Regions from separate parts of the Homo sapiens genome. Here region 2 is linked to region 1. A link is a loop called in an ENCODE intact Hi-C map of the cell type or tissue named here. Cell type or tissue: K562. All regions are shown on one strand. Links, peaks and the distances in the headings refer to the core of each region. The heading gives the core; the rest is flanking DNA. Region 1 overlaps LRBA (LPS responsive beige-like anchor protein). Region 2 has its middle 30 kb from the start of LRBA.

Region 1 (8,345 bases), core at 169-8,168:
CCCCTTAAATGTATATTTGAAAAATACAAAATCTTACCATGACATGTACTGTCATAAGAACTCAGTATAATACAGTTGTCTTTTTGTGTCTCTCGCAAATACTAAGAATGCTTTAGTGATAGGATTGCATCAACTTCTCTATAGCTGATATTCTAATTAAATGTATAGTTTAGATAACTCTGACCTAGACTGCCTGAGTTTAAATCTAGGCTCCAGCACTTGCTAGCTATGTGAGCTCCCTTGGGCAAGTTTCCATAATTCTAGTAAGGAGATCCTAAAAGTGTCAAGGCCCAGGGCAGAAAGTAAAGGCATATTTATAATTTCTCCATGCCTCATCTATAAGTCAAGGATACTAACAGTAGATACCACACAGGGCTACTGTGAAGATTAATGAGTTAATATGTAAAGCACTCAGGATGGTGCCTGGCATGTAGTGAGCACCCATTAGTATCATATAAGTAGTAGTAGCAGCAGGCCAGGCGCAGTGGCTCACGCCTGTAATCCCAGCACTTTGGGAGGCCAAGGTGGGCGGATCACAAGGTCAGGAGATTGAGACCATCATGGCCAACATGGTGAAACCCTGTCTCTACTAAAAATACAAAAAAATTATCTGGGCGCGCTGGCGCCCACATGTAGTCCCAGCTACTCGGGAGCTAAGTCAGGAGAATTGCTTGAACCTGGGAGGTGGAGGTTGCAGTGAGCCAAGATCCCACCACTGCACTCCAGCCTGGTGACAGAGAGATACTCTGTCTCTTAAAAAAAAAAAATAGTAGTAGTAGTAGCAACAGAATGATCCCTTTTTTCACTCTGTTATAAACACTCCTTTCATTGAAAGTATATTTCATCCTATGCTGCATAAAAGCTAATTAGAGATGGTTCTCTCCTTGATAATTCATATAAATTCTGATACAACTACTAATATTTGGCAGCCTAGAGGCTAACAGTGGGGAGTGAAGGTACAGTACAGTAATTTGGTGCATTCCCCAAATTAAAATAGCTTTTTTTTTTTTTTTTTTTTTTTTTAAGACAGGGTCTCACTCTGTTGCCCAGGCTGGAGTGCAATGGTGCAACCACAGATCACTGCAGCCTTGACCTCCCTGGGCTAAGGTGGTCCTCCCACTTCAGCCTCCTGAGTAGCTGGGACTACAGGCACCACACCCAGCTAATTTTTTTTACTTCTTGTAGAGACAGCGTCTCCCTATGTTGCCCATGCTGGTTTTGAACTCCTGGGCTCAAACAATACCCTTGTCTTGGCCTCCCAAAATGCTAGGATTATAGGCATGAGCCACTGTGCCCGGCCTAAAGTATCTTTATTGTCTCTGATTATCAAGGTAGTACATGCTCATTATAAAACATTCAGATACTTCAGTAAAGTATGATGAAGAAAATGAAAAATTGCTTCCAAATCCCACTACCTATAAATAAATGTTGCTAATATATGTCTTGTGATCATTTCATACTTTTTCTATGCATAAATGTACATAGAATACAAGTGTATACACATATAGGCATAGGTACTTACATATGTAGCTTCGTGATCTTTTACACTTAGCAATACAAAGAGTGTATCCCTCCATGTCAATATTACAAATTTATAGTATCTTTGTTAATGCCTGTACAGGACTTCATTACATGGACATATCATTACTATACTTAACTAATGTGCTTCTTTTTTCCTACTTGCTTGAGACTTCATTTGTTGTTTTCCCATGGAGGGGCTTGGTCTTTGGTTCTAGGTAAGCTATGGCTCCTGTAGCTGCATATGAGTGTCTGGTAACATAAACATGGTAAAATTCTACCCCCCAAAAAGAAAACAGGTAGAAAATTTGCTGAAGTGAAATCTTATTCAGATTTGTTGCAATGCAACATTGTCTGATTTTTATGAATATAAATTAAAACTGAAAATTGGTTTTATCTATTTATCCTAAATACCCAAATTATTTAAAATTCTTTATAATACATCCTCCTTAACATTTTTAATGTTCTTTTGTTAAAAATACGTAAGTAAGGGACTCTGAAAACTATAGAGGAGTTTCATATCTTTAGCTATTAAACACTCCTGACCCCACTCACCCAAAGGAAATAAGGCAGTCTCTCAGTTGTGCAAAGTTACAAGCTACAAGAATGAAAGCTTAAAAAGCTCAACAGTCATGCAGCCTTAAGCCACAAAAGGCAGAAACAATTCAGAGAATTTTTTTCCTATATAAAAACACTTCAAATCCAAAATCTGAAGTCTTATCAAACACATTCATTTTCTCACTTGAATGTGAAAAAAATTACTGTTAAAAAATTACCAGATAAATGAAATGTAATGATATACTTAGATAATGGCCCTGTTAAAAGACCAAGAAAATCAATTTTTAAAAATTTGTTAACACTTATAAACTTCTGCTCTGTAAAGCGATATAAATGAGCATAGCACATAAAAATTGAGGTAACTAGAAAAAATAGGGTTTAACTGTTGCTTCGTAAAAAAAAAATCAGAGATTTAAATATTGAATTTCATATAAAAATGGTTATCTTTTCATAAATTATCAGTAATATCTAGAGTAAAATGTGAGTTACATAGGCACAAAGCTGTCGTAGAATTTCTCTTACGAAATGAGCGTTTTTGGAAGGTAGTAAAGTCAGTCTACTATGTTGTTCCAGGAAGCTTTAATTAAGTGTATCCTTGGTAGTTCTACCAATAATGTTATGGACCACCCCCCCGCGCCCACCCCCACCGCCGGCACAGAGTTCTGCAATATTTTAAAAGCAGAAGAATCCTACGTTTAGTTGACTAGAAGGAATTTTTACTTTCTTAGACTAATGCCAACTATTGTTTGAAATTAAATTTCCCATATGAGCATAAAGTGTCAAGACAACTTTCTTTGGCATGGCACTATTAAAAAGGTCTACATATGAAGATACTCAATCTGAGGGTATAAATCATCAATTCTTCTGTTCTCATATTTATATGGCTATAACCTATGGGCTGAATGGTACAGTCATTTTTCTCTGCAACCAAACAAGGTAAATAAATGTGATATATTGGCATATCACCCCACCACTCTGCATATGGTGCACATTAAGGTTGTATTCATTTGCCATATGAATATAATTCCTTTTTACCACATCTACTATTAGTTACAAGCAGTAAATACAGAGTTGTTTTGCTGGAACTTGAGGGCCTGCATTGCATCATGGAGCACTAAACATCCTGGACCTTCTGGAGAATTTCATAGACATACTTTTAATGTCACCTGAACTTGAACACTGCCAACATACCATTTGAAAACGCTTCTTGATAAATGCTTCAAGGAAAAAATAAAAATACAGGGTAGCTGTAGTGTGACAGTACATTCCAAATGCAGGCCCAGAAGGGAAGGTCTTGATGAGACACACACAAGAACTCTTGTTCCTGACAAAGGATCAGATCAAGAGTCATATCCAGGTATAAAATGGTTTCTTGTTTCAAGCATTACTTTCTTATTCAGAATCTAGTGAACATAAGGAACCTAAACATAAAATACCATCCAAATAACTTCCTCAACGGTAACTTATTGAAGAGCTGTGATCAAGAAGCTAACAAGTTTATTTCATCACCAACTGTGGTGCTTTGTTTCATTAGGCAAATATTGTGCTTGCTTTTTCCTTACACAAAATATTTATCGTACAGTTGCAAATCCAGGTTAGGGTAGGGTAAAAGGAGGAGTAAAGTGATTTCTTTTTAAGAACTCATATGGTTCAACACAAATGTACATACCTTGACATTTGTGACCCTTAAATAATATATCACAGGCAATTAAAAACAAAGTACACCTGTCTTAACCAAGTACCAATTTTCATGTTTCCCAACATTAAGTCCCCAAATGCATCCAGCAGATGGTGCTCTAGGACACCTACTTACAGAGAGTAATATTGTTTATATTACATCCACCTAAATTTTGGCAAGACAAAGAATAAGAATTTATCAGTAGCTTCAGTAAAACATACTAGGCTTCACAATAAAAAGGACATAATTCCTAAATATGTGTACAAAAATATGCATACACATAAGCACATGTGCACAGAGGCAGCCAGTAAATAATTCACACCTGGACATGTTATGATACTACTTTTCTTACAGACTTGATGAGTAGTCTATGTGTATCAGTAGTATTTATAGTCACATGGCAAGATCATTCTAAATTCATTAAAAAAAATTTAGAATGCCTTAAAGTTAGAATTCATTTTTAATTATAGCAGGAATGTCTCATTAGGGTGATACTAGTAAAATTAACAACAGTAGGATTTACGGTAATGACTTAAGTGATTGATGAGCGTATAACAAAATGAAGTTTTAGACAGAGAAAAAGCAGGGCAGCTATGGCATACAGTACTTTAAAAAACAGCTCTGTGGTCTGTTAGTGCTAGCCTTATGGTTAATAAAACCTTCTTTCTAATTAACGGTGCTGAAATATTCTTAAAGAACAGAATCTTGTTGTTATGAAGAAAAGTTAGGTTTTTTTCTCAGTAGACGCCAATCCCATAAAGGAGAAAGCTGACATAGATTAGCATGTCTGATTGCAATGAGGAAAAGAAAAAAAATGCCACCTTTCAATCAAATCAAAACCAGAATGCGAGAATGGAAAATGTATTACTGAAATACTACACACACAAATCTGTGCAACACCCTCACAGTTAGCAACCATTTGCTTCTGAAGCTGATCGAATGTGGCTTTAAAAGATATTATTCAGATATCTAAAAATACCTAATAAACATTTAATTTTTTAAATCCATGTTTATGAATATAAAAGTGAATAAATAATAACTGTTTTGTATATATTCATCTTGCTTATCTAAATAAGATCATGTCAAAGTTTAAAGTATTTATTTATCAATGGAATGCACTGGGGAACATTTTCTCCAAAATTTAAAAATGTACAGTCTGGAGAGCATTATTCTGAAGGTGAAATAACTATCTCAGGAAAAGCACTTTGGTGACAAGGCTCAGTCCTAAAACACAGAGTACTAGGACAAGGAGAGAGAGATGCCATGCTTTCATGTACAAAACATCTCTCAGTGAAATATTCTTGGTTAATTTCATTTTTTAAATCCCTAATTAAATGGAATCCTATATTCATTTTTCTTCTCATTGAAAAAACTGCATTCCACAGGAGATAATTATTACAAAACAATAGAGTCAAAGATGAAAAACTATCTGGTATACAGGAAAATAAGCCTTTTGCTATGTAGTCTAGGCAGGCTTCATAAAACATTTACACTTTTTAAAGCCCCAAATTACAGTATTTATAGGTTTTACACTTGATCTTAGCCAAAAGGCTGAGAAGCGATGTATTTATAGGTTTTATCCAGTTTGAATTAGCCTGAGATTGCCAAAGCAGTATGTATATTAATATTAGATAATATGATATTTTTAAAACTTTGTCATACAGCTATCAACTTTACATATAACATCAATATTAGATATGGAAAAAACAGTGTATGTAGGCTTATGACCCTAGAAAGTAAAATGACTACCTATTCCCATGATTTTTTAAATAAAAAAACCCTGAGATAGACCTATAAAATGCAGAAAAAGCAATAACCTGGTTTTCTTTTATCTATTTTCCCTTCAAGAAAGAAAAAGTCTACAATAAAAAATTTAAAGTTGAGGTATTAATGTGCATTTATAGAACATATTGCAATTATATGTATATACACGCTTCACCACTTCTTAAAGGTCATTTACATTGTATCTAAGAGGTACAATATAGGAATACACATAACCTAAAACCCTTCATCTGAAAAGCTCTGACTTCAGCAGCTGCATTGTGGAACCATCAATGAGCCAGAGGCTTATAAAATCCGAACCAGCTTGCATGAATGTTTGAAACAGTTTACACACGGTAACAATGTCTTTGTTTTTGTTTGTCATTTTCTTTTGAAAAGCGTAGATTGCATTTTCCATTTTTCTATTCTAATATGTGTAAATTCTCATTATAAGAAAAAGTGCCTATTTGTCTTTCTCCTGGATTCATCTTTCAAAGCTGAAGCAAAATTAAATCGGGGCATCAGACATTATACAGGGGCTTGAAAGGATAAGGTTCACTTTGAGAAAGGTAATTTAATTCAGTCAAGATACATTACAATTTTCTAAAATTTTTATTAGATGTGCTGTTATATTATTCTTTTATTGTTTTTCTTTTCATTGCTAGCATTACTAGGAGGTAATGTCCACCATACTGCAGACAATGAGAGGGTATAGATGAAGTACGCTATGAAAAATATAACATTATAATATTTACTCTAATGCCAACAAGATGGTGTTTTGTGGTGATTTATTTGCTCTAATCATCCTGTGCTTCTGATAACACCTTAACTCAGTTCTGTTGTTGCTTTCATTTTACAGACAAGACAGAAGGACCACAGCAAAGCTTGGAACTTAGATTTTTTTTTTACTACAAACCCCAGGATTTGTTCAGTCCTACTTAATTCGTTTTTTAAAGGCCATGCATGTAAAAACAATCTCTAGGTTGAGTTACAAAGTATTTAAACATATGAAAATATATTTAAATGTATACATATATCATGATATATATCATACTTTCTTCCTTTGCGAAGAGCTGAAAATTCCTAACTTTAAGGCATACTTAACTTTCTGAAATGCAATAGTAATTACATACAAGTGTAGCTAATAGGTCTTTAGCTGCTTTTTAGAATACACATTGGTAATGACGGTGTATAACATAGAGAACATGATTAAGTAAAATAAAACAAGAAACCAAGAACCCAAATATCTATGTGTGTTCAGATTTCTTTATGTGCATGAAATACCTTACATTTTTAAGGCAAGAAAAAGTTCTTAAATATTTTGAGATAAATAGCAAAATGGTAGATTTATTATCAATTTTAAATATAGGTTTGCCTGAGATAATTGAGTGAATCTCGGTAACTGGATTTACAGAAACCAGAAAAAAGAAATTGAAAGGAGTCACTTATTCTAAGAGGACAGACAGGAAGAAGGACCAGAATATTGTGTTCATGATGAAAAGAACATGGTACTTTTCAAAAGAATATGAAAAACAAAATCCCTGAAATTTGCATCTTTGTAATTTCTATTGTAATTACAGAGATGTCTGTATAAATGTGAAATACATGTACACCTACTCCCCGACATATACACACACTACAATTTGATCACAAAGTCTGTATTATCAATAGCATCACAGGCTTAACATTATTTTTCATATCCTATTTGCATAGGAAATTATCCCTTTTTTGATTAAAACAGGAAATATCTATTAGACGTTCATTGAATAAAAACTGTATTTACCTATCACATCAAAGTCTATAATGTACATAATAAGAAACAGCTTTGAAAAATACTTCACACACACTTCTTTTAACATTATACTAGCATTTGACTAAATGTTTTGAAAAAAAGGTTCATTTTCATACAAATATTATACATTTAAGAACAGCTTTGAGAAGTCAATCCAAGATATGATGGACTTAAACATATTTAGACCATTTCACAATCTGGGGTGGAGTGACAGAGCAAGGACCGGGTATTCAGGTAAAGTCATCAGGAAGAATGTGATCCTTCCTTAACCAAATACATTGCAACTTGCCTTAAATTAAGAAACTGTAAATATTTAAGAGCAGTTAAAATGCTCTACCTTCTGAAGTAAAAATCTAAAGCTATTCTTGCAGGAATTCTACAGTGTTGTCATAATCATTTTAATTAAATTCTCATTTTTCAGGTGGTCCCTTTAATTGTTTTTTCCTACTTCTTAATGTGTTTTTCTAAAGCCATTTCTTTTCTGCAGCTGTGTGCGATTGGTTTTAATGGTAGCTGCTTCCTTTTTTGCCTTCTGTGAATTACAATTTTAAATGGTTACACATTTTTTGTTTTACTGCCTTCAGCATAGTTTCATAAAGATGTTTAAGGCTGTTGGTGAACATTTTCATTTCCCATCTGAAAAACCAAGAGCCAATTTGAGTATTCCACATTGGCCTTTTATGACCTGTTTTATCTTTTTAATACATAAATGAAAGCATAATTTTATCAAGACTAGTTTGTTTCTATGAAATTATTATTTTTATTTTGTTCTTTTAAAATATGAATTCAATAAACAAGGTAATATGTGATTGCTCTTTTATGCTGTATCTTCATGAATAAAAACTACTTTATTTGGTGACAGCTATTTCCAATGAAGAACTAGAATTTTTGGATCATAAGAATAGCCTATAATATGAAACATAAGATTTCATGCTTAGATTTTAATTATCAATGGTCACAAAATTGATAATGAGGCTATTTGGATCATTCTTAAATTATAATAAATAAAAAATACTTGATAATCCTGTCTCACTTTTA
Region 2 (8,345 bases), core at 94-8,093, 750 kb after region 1:
TATCCTCCTGTCTTGGCCTCCCAAAGTGCTGGGATTACAGGCGTGAGCCACCCTGCACAGCCCAGTCTTAAGTATTTAAGGGTGAAGTACGATAAATGCAAATTATTCAACTTTTAAACAGATATATAGAGAGAAGTAAAGCAAACATGACAAAATATCAAAAATTGGAGTCAAGGTGAAGGGTATAAGGGTGTTCACTGTATTCTTTTAACTTTTCTGTAGGTTTGAAATTTTTCAAAATAAAAACGTGGAAAATTTTTTTAATAAAGAGAGAGAAAAATCCATATCCTATGGAATTTATATTCTAGTGGGAAAGCCATAGAATATACCAATAACAAATAGGTAATATAATACCATTTACAGATTGTAAATCCAAATAGGATAATAAGATAGAGGGTAGTTGTGTGGATGAGAAAGTATTTTGGATAATGTGTTTGAAAAATTTTCTCTGTAGAGGTATTCAACTGAAGGCATCAGGATGAGCCAGCCATATGAAATGAAAGTAGAAAAAGTATTCCAGGATTCCAGGTTAAGGAAACAGCAATTACAAAGGCAAACATGTCATGAAATTAAGTTGGAGAGGTAGGCAGGAACCATATTACATGAAAAAATGGGCCATGGTTATGCTTTGGATTTTAAAGTACAATGAGATGGGGCCAGACATGGTGACTCACCTGTAATCCCAGCACTATGGAAGGCTGGGGCAGGAGGATTGCCTGAGGCCAAGAGTTAAAGACCAGTCTGGGCAACATAGGTAGACCACTGTCTCTACAAAAAGTGAAAAAAGTTAGCCTGGCATAATGGCATATGCCTATAGTCCAGCTACTCGAGAGGCTGAGGTGGGAGGATCACTTGAGTCTAGAAGGTTGAGGCTCCAGTGAGCTGTGATCACACCACTGTACTCCAGCCTGGGCCAAAAAAAAAAAAAAAAACCGATGAGATGGTTGCACAACTTTGTAAATTATGTACTTTTAAGAAGTGAATTTTGGCTGGGCATGGTGGTTCACGCCTGTAATCCCAGCACTTTGGGAGGCCGAGGTGGGTGGAGGTCAGGAGTTTGAGGCCGGCCTGACCAACAGAGTCAAACCCCGTCTCTACTAAAAATATAAAAATAATCCTGGCGTGGTGGTGCATGCCTGTAATCCTAGCTACTGGGGAGGCTGAGGCAGGAAAATCACTTGAACCCGAGAAGTGGAGGTTGCAGTGAGCTGAGATTGCACCACTGCACTCCAGGCTGGGTGACAGAGTGAGACTGTCTCAAAAAAAAAAGAAAGAAAAGAAAAAAAAAGTGAATTTTGGCAGGACATGGTGGCTCACGCCTGTAGTCCCAGCACTTAGGGAGGCCAAGGCGGGCAGCTAACTTGAGGTCAGGAGTTTGAGACCAGCCCTGCCAACACGGTGAAACCTCCTCTCTACTAAAAATACAAATGTTAGCCAGGCGTGGTGGTGCCCACCTGTAGTCCCGGCTACTTGGGAGGCTAAGGTAGGAGAATTGCTTGAACTTAAGAAGGGGAGGTTACAGTGAGCCGAGATTGTGCCACTGCACTGTAGCCTGGGTGACAAAGCAAGACTGTGTCTCAAAAAAAAAAAATTTTATGGTATGTGAGTTGTATTTCAATAAAAAGTTGTTAATTAAAATAAAAATAAATTCAACAAGAACACATTGAAAGTTTTAAGTAGAGAGGTTGGGCACGGTGGCTCACACCTGTAATCCCAGCACTTTGGGAGGCCCAGTTGGGTGGATCACTTGAGCTCAGGAGTTCAAGATCAGTATAGCCAACAAGGTGAAACCCTGTCTCCATTAAAAATACAAAAATTAGCTGGGTGTGATGGCACACACCTGTCATCCCAGCTATTTGGGAGGCTGAGGCAGGAGAATCATTTGAACCCAGGAGGCAGAGGTTGCAGTGAGCCGAGATTGCACCACTGTACTCCAGCCTGGGCGACAGAGCAAGACTCCATCTCAAAAAAAAAAAAAAAGTTCACTCTGGCTGACTGCGGCTTTCTTATATCATATGTTCTTACTGCCTTGTACAATCATGTATCACTTAACAACAGGGATACGTTCTGAGAAATGCATCCTTAGGTGAAGAACTATATGATGTGAACATCATACAGTGTCCTTACACAAACTTAGATGGTACAGCCTACTACACACCTAGGCTATATGGTTTGGCGTAGTAATATAATAATGTTCTTCAGCTACAAACCTACACAGTATGTCATTGTACTGAATACTGTAAGCAATTGTAACACCATGGTAAGTATTTCTGTATCTAAACATAGAAAAAGTAGAATAAAAATATGGTATGAAAGATTTAAAAATGAGCCACATGTAGTTGTACATGCTTGTAGTACCAAGTATTCAGGAGGCTGAGTCAAAAGGAGCACTTGAGCCCAGGAATTTCAGTCCAAACTGAGCAACACAGTGAGACCACATCTCTAGGGAAAAAACCATCTCTAAGGAAAAAATAAACTCACCATGAATATAGCTTGCAGGACTGGAAGTTGCTCTAGGTGAGTCAATGAGTAAGTAGTGAGTGAATGTGAAGGCCTAGGACATTACTGCACACTACTGTAGACTTTATAAACACTGTACACTTAGGCTACACTATATTTTAAAAGTAAGTAATTGCACTATGACATTACAACAGCTACAATATCACTAGGCAATAGGAATTTTTCAGCTCCATTATAATCTGACAGGACCACCATGCAGTCAGTTGTTGACAGAAAGGTTGCTCTGCGGTGCATGACTGTATTAAGGTTCCAAATGTGTCTGATCTTTCCAACAGCCTGTAAGTGCCTGGGTAATGGGATCAATGTCCAATTTATCTTTACTTTACCCAGAATGTCCATTCCAGTGTCTTACTTGTGTTTTACATTCAGGGAATATTTGCAAAGTTAAAGAATTAACAAAAGAAAAACCACATCTCCATGATAACTATATATTCTGTATGTCTTACACAATTAACATTTTTGGAATAAAAAATCAGTGTGCAGGCCAGGCATGGTGGCTCATGCCTGTAATCCCAGCACTTGCAGAGGCCAAGACGGGAGGATTGTTTGAGGCCAAGAGTTCAAGACCAGCCTGGGCGACATAGTGAGACCCTGTATCTACAAAAAAATACAAAAATTGGCCAGGTGTTGTGGCATGTGCCTGTAGTCCCAGCTACTTGGGAGGCTGTGGCAAGAGAATCACTTGAGCCCAGGAGGTCAAGGCTGCAGTGAGCCGTTTTTACGCCACTGCACTCCAGCCTAGGCAACAGAGCAAGATTCTGTCTCAAAAAAAAAAAAATTAAAACACACACAAAAAAACTGTGCAAATATATATTCAATCTGGTTTATAATTTTAATTAAATGTCATTGGTATAAAATACCCCAAGACAGTTCTGTTCAGTCATAAGATTGTTTTGGGGTGACTTCTGATTTTAGTTTTGTATATTTTACCATATTTTTCAAGTTTCCTACAAATGCACTTGTAATGCTTTTTTTTTTTTTTTTTTTCCCATACAGAGTCTTACTCTGTCACCCAGGCTGGAGTGTAGTGTCATAATCACAAAATCGTGGCTCACTGCAGCCTCAGCCTCCTGGGTGATCCTCCCACCTCAGCCTCCTGAGTAGCTGGGACAAAAGGTATGTACCATGCTGGGTTAATTTTTTATTTTTAGTAGAGATGGGGTCTTGCTATGTTGCCCAGGCTGGTCTTGAACTCCTGGGCTCAAGCAATCTGCCTGTCTCGGCCTCCCAAAGTGCTGGGATTACAGGCATGAGCCACTGTGCCCAGCCCGTAATACTTCTATATTCAAAAAAACAAGTGGCTTTTTTTAAGCCCTTGAAATACTCAACTCTTCTAAATTATAATATGCAGACACACAAAAAAGATTACGATGATTAACTTAAGAAACTGAGTACAGTCATGTGCTGTATAATAACTGTTCAATGATGGACCACATATACCGTGGTGGTCCTATAAGATTATAATACCAGGCCAGGTGAGGTGGCTCAAATCTGTAATCTCAGCATTTAAGGAGGCAGAGGCAGGAGGATCGCTTGAACCAAGCAGTTCTAGACGAGCCTGGGTGGCATAGTGAGACCTCATCTTTATTTATTTAAAAAATTTAAATTAAAAATTTTAAAGATTATATCATATTTGTATGTGGTACAGTTGTCGACAGTATTCAGTACAGTAACATGCTGTATAGGTGTATAGCCTAGGCGCAACAGGCTCTACCATGTAGCCTAGGTGTGCAGTAGGCTGTACCATCTAAGTTCGTTTGAGTGCACTCTGTGATGTTCCCACAACATCAAAATCACCTAATGACGCCTTTCTCAGAACATATCCTGGTCATTAAGAACACAGGACTGTATACATAATCCAAGAATGATTCCTGCCCAAATTTGGTACCTGCAGGGTTTTTCCACACCCAGTTGAGGCCACTTATTCATTTGTTTATTCATCAATAAAATACTGTCAGGCCAGGGCTAATAGTTACAGAACTCTGGGGGAGGGTCGGGGTATAGGGCCCATTGACATAGAATACAGTGTGAATGCGCCCTCTGGAGTTGTGTAACATTTAAGCACTAAGCAGGTACTGTTCAGGCACGGTGCAAGCTCTGGAAATAAAACAATGGATAAGGCAGTTCTCACATTGTGTTACAAAAGCATGTTAAATTATCTGTCTCTCCCAATGTGAGGCCAGGAACCAGGTAGATGTTAAGTCAGATTTCTTTTCTTTTCTTTTGAGTCTTGCTCTGTCACCCAGGCTGGAGTGCAGTGGCACAATCTTGGCTCACTGCAACCTCCACCTCCCAGGTTCAAGCAATTCTTGTGCCTCAGCCTCTGGAGTAACCCGCCACCACACCCGGCTGATTTTTGTATTTTTAGTAGAGATGGGGTTTCACCATATTAGCCAGGCTGGTCTCAAACTCCTGACCTCAAGTGATCCACCCACCTTGGCCTCCCAAAGTGCTGGGATTACAGACGTGAGGCCACATGTAACATGTGTGTACAGGTGTACAGGCCACTGCGCCAGGCCATGAACAGATTTCTGAAGCAGGTGATGACTGAGGCGTTTACCCAGCAGAGAAGGGATAGAGTCAAAGAGGTTTCCAATCAGAAAAAAGCAGCGAGTGGGAAGGCAAAACGGGATTGTGTTTGACAAGTTCTGTTTGTCTGGGAAAAAGAGCAGGAGTAAGGGAGTGGAAAGAGACTTATACTGGAGGGATGTGTAAATCACAACGAAGAATTTAGACTTAATCCTAAAGGCCAGGGGAATCAGTAAAGAGCTTTAAAGAGGAGAATGGCTTGATCAGATTTGTGCATTCCCAAACTAGACAACTGGAATAGAGGTACCTCTGACTGAAGTCAGGAAGCCCTGTTTAGAAACTATAGCCTAAAACCAGGGGGTCATAACCTGGGACCTATGGTAGATTGAACTTGAATGCAAAAAAAAAATAAAAAATAAAATAAATCTTCTTTTACCAATCTCTAATCGAAATTTAAGATTTCCTCCTATTATGAATATAGGCAATAAATCCTAGTATTATTAACAACAGCTGTGACTCTACAACCACCAGAAGGAGTCAGACATTTTCACAAGACATCCCATCTTGAAGACTTTTTTTTTTTTTTTTTTTTTGAGATAGAGTTTCACTCTTGTTGCCCAGGCTGGTGTGCAACAGCACGATCTCGGCTCACCGCAACGTCCCCCTCCCAGGTTCAAGCAATTTTCCCACCTCAGCCTCCCGAGTAGCTGGGATTATAGGCACACGCCACCACACCTGGCTAATTTTGTATTTTTAGTAGAGATGGCGTTTCACCATGTTGATCAAGCTGGTCTCGAACTCCCAACCTAGGTGATCCACCCGCCTCAGCCTCTCAAAGTGCTGGGATTACAGGCATGAGCCACTGTGCCCGGCCAAAGATATATTAAAAAATTTTTTTTTTTAATTTTTCGAGACAGGGTCTCACAAGGTTGCCCAGGCTGGAGTACAGTGACTTTTTTTTTTTTTTTTTGAAATAGAGTTTCGCTCTTGTTGCCCAGGCTGGAGTGCAATGGCGCGATCTAGGCTCACTGCAACCTCTGCCTCCCAGGTTCAAGCAATTCTCCTGCCTCAGCCTCCTGAGCAGCTGGGATTATAGGCATGTGCCACCGTGCCCGGCTGATTTTGTATTTTTAGTAGAGACGGGGTTTCTACATGTTGGTCAGGCTAGTCTCAACTCCCCACCTCAAGTGATTCGCCCGCCTTAGCCTCCCAAAGTGCTGGGATGACAGGCGTGAGCCACCGCACCCGGCCATGCAGTGGCTTTTCACAGGCATAATCATAGCACACTACAGCCACAAGCTCCTGGGTGCAAATGACCCTCCTGCCTCAGCCTGAGTATCTGGGACTACATGTACACTCCATCACACCTGGTTACTGCAAATATCTTAAAACATTATTTATCTTCATTGCTACTGTGAAATTATAGTAGTTATACCCATTGCTAGACCTTGTTATTAATGGGTTGACAAATACATACATATATTGCACCTGTGTTTTAAATAGTCTGGTAACTGCACTGCAATATAATAGTTTCCTACTTTATACATTTAAAGCCATTATTCTGGGGCAAGTGCGTAGGCTTTACCAGATGGACAAAGTAGACTGACACCAAAAGGCTCAAAGTCCCTTCTCAGGCTCTAGTTCTACTGAAATACCTGTGGCTCCTCTAAAGAAGCAAGCTTCCCTCTCTAACCTTCCCCTACTTGCCCAATCTCTTCGGCTTTGTTTTTGTTGTTGTTGTTGTTGTTTGTTTGGTTTGTTTGTTTTGAGATGAGTCTCGCTCTGTTGCCCAGGCTGGAGTTCAGTGGTGCGATCTTGGCTCACTGCAACCTCCACCTCCTGGGTTCAAGCGATTCTCCTGCCTCAGCCTCCCTGGTAGCTGGGATTACATGCGCTCACCAGGACGCCCGGCTAATTTTTGTATTTTTAGTAGAGACGGGGATTCGCCATGTTGGCCGGGCTGGTCTCAAACTCCTGACCTCAGGTGATCCACCCGCCTTGGCCTCCCAAATTGCTGGGATTACAGGCCTGAGCCACCGCGCCCATCCTCTTCTGCTTTATTTTGTTTATTATTATTTTTGGTGAGGAGAGGAGGAAGCTCTCCCCGTTCTAAAAGCTTTAAATGCCAGTTATTTTCTTCACCCTCAGACAAACTCCTTCAGACCTCGCTTGGGGAGCCTCTGCACCCAACCCTCCCCCAGGAGGTTGTCCTTCCTATGTGCTCTCATGACAGCCTGTTTTTACCCCAAACATAGTGCTTACCAGAGAGATCCAGCACCCCACAATTTAACATTTGAGCTTTTAAATATCACAAGTCGCCCTGAAACTCCAGGAAATGCAGTAATTTGCCAGTCCACTAAGGCATGATGTCAAATTGCTACCGCCGGGATGGAGTTACAGCTCCTGAGGCCCCAGTGGGCGTGTGTTACCGTGTGCTGTTTCAGTTTAGCCATCCTCAGTTTAGCCATCCGCAGGCGGCTTGTGCTAGCTCACTTAGACCCCTGCCTTATTGCAAGGACAGAGGGCTTTCTGTGTCCCGGGGTTTCTTGCCATGGTGTAGCGGAAGAATCAAGGACAGGTTGGATTGGAGAATGAGTGCAAGGTTTTACTGAGTGGAAGTAGCTCTCAGCAGATAGGAGAGCCAGAAGGAAGATGGAGTGGGAAGGCGGTTTTCTCCTGGAGTGGGGCTGCTCAGCGGCCTGGGCTCTCCTCCAACCGCCCTGGCCAAACTCACCGTGGTCCTACTGGAGGATGGTCTGCCGGAGGATGGCCTGCCGGAGGATGGCCTGCCGGAGGATGGCCTGCCGCAGGATGGCCTGCCGGAGGATGGCCTGCCGCAGTCTTCAGGTGTGCTCTTCCGCCAGAGCCCAGCCACTATGTGTTCTTACGCCTGTGTGTTCCTCTCCAAGTGGAGCCGCTCCTGCCGGCCTGCTAGGGTCTCGGGTGCTTTTATAGGCACGGGATGGGGGCGTGGCGGACCAGAGTGGTCTTGAGAAATGCAACATTTAGGCAAGAAAACAAAAATGCGTGTCCTCACCTAGGTTCGTGGGCACAGGCCTGGGGGTGGAGCCCTAGCCAGGGACCCCTCCCTTCTCTACCCAGCACTTCCCTGCCCCTCTTCCGTATCAATGCCACCCCCAGGGGCCATATGGGGCCTAACAATAGGTGCTCAATAAATGGTTTCCTGGTTAAGGAAAGGAGGAATCCCAAGAATCTTGCCTTCTCTTACCCACAGGGAATCTCCTGGAGGTCATGGCCTCCATCTTGATCTTACTGAATTCCTAGCTCCTAGAATA

The links. A loop is a pair of places that touch in the nucleus more often than their neighbours do. Peaks named below come from ENCODE experiments on the same cell type or tissue, not always from the same donor. Only the 100,000 strongest peaks of a DNase experiment are listed, where the experiment ranks them.
Region 2: a loop joins it to region 1, with 5 times the contacts of the local background. A loop is called at or near these places in 4 of 110 quality-filtered maps.

What each region holds. Positions count from the first base shown.
Region 1 is chr4:150,294,197-150,302,541 of GRCh38, forward strand. All of the region lies in intron 53 of LRBA (LPS responsive beige-like anchor protein), which reads right to left. Among named protein-coding and RNA genes, the nearest start is that of DCLK2, 220 kb to the left of the region's middle. In K562, for the core only: a CTCF peak has its summit at 3,866 (motif pointing right); no DNase peak of the experiment used is centred there.
Region 2 is chr4:151,041,567-151,049,911 of GRCh38, forward strand. No RefSeq gene overlaps it. Among named protein-coding and RNA genes, the nearest start is that of LRBA, 30 kb to the left of the region's middle. In K562, for the core only: a CTCF peak has its summit at 4,551; a DNase peak (open chromatin) is centred at 4,535.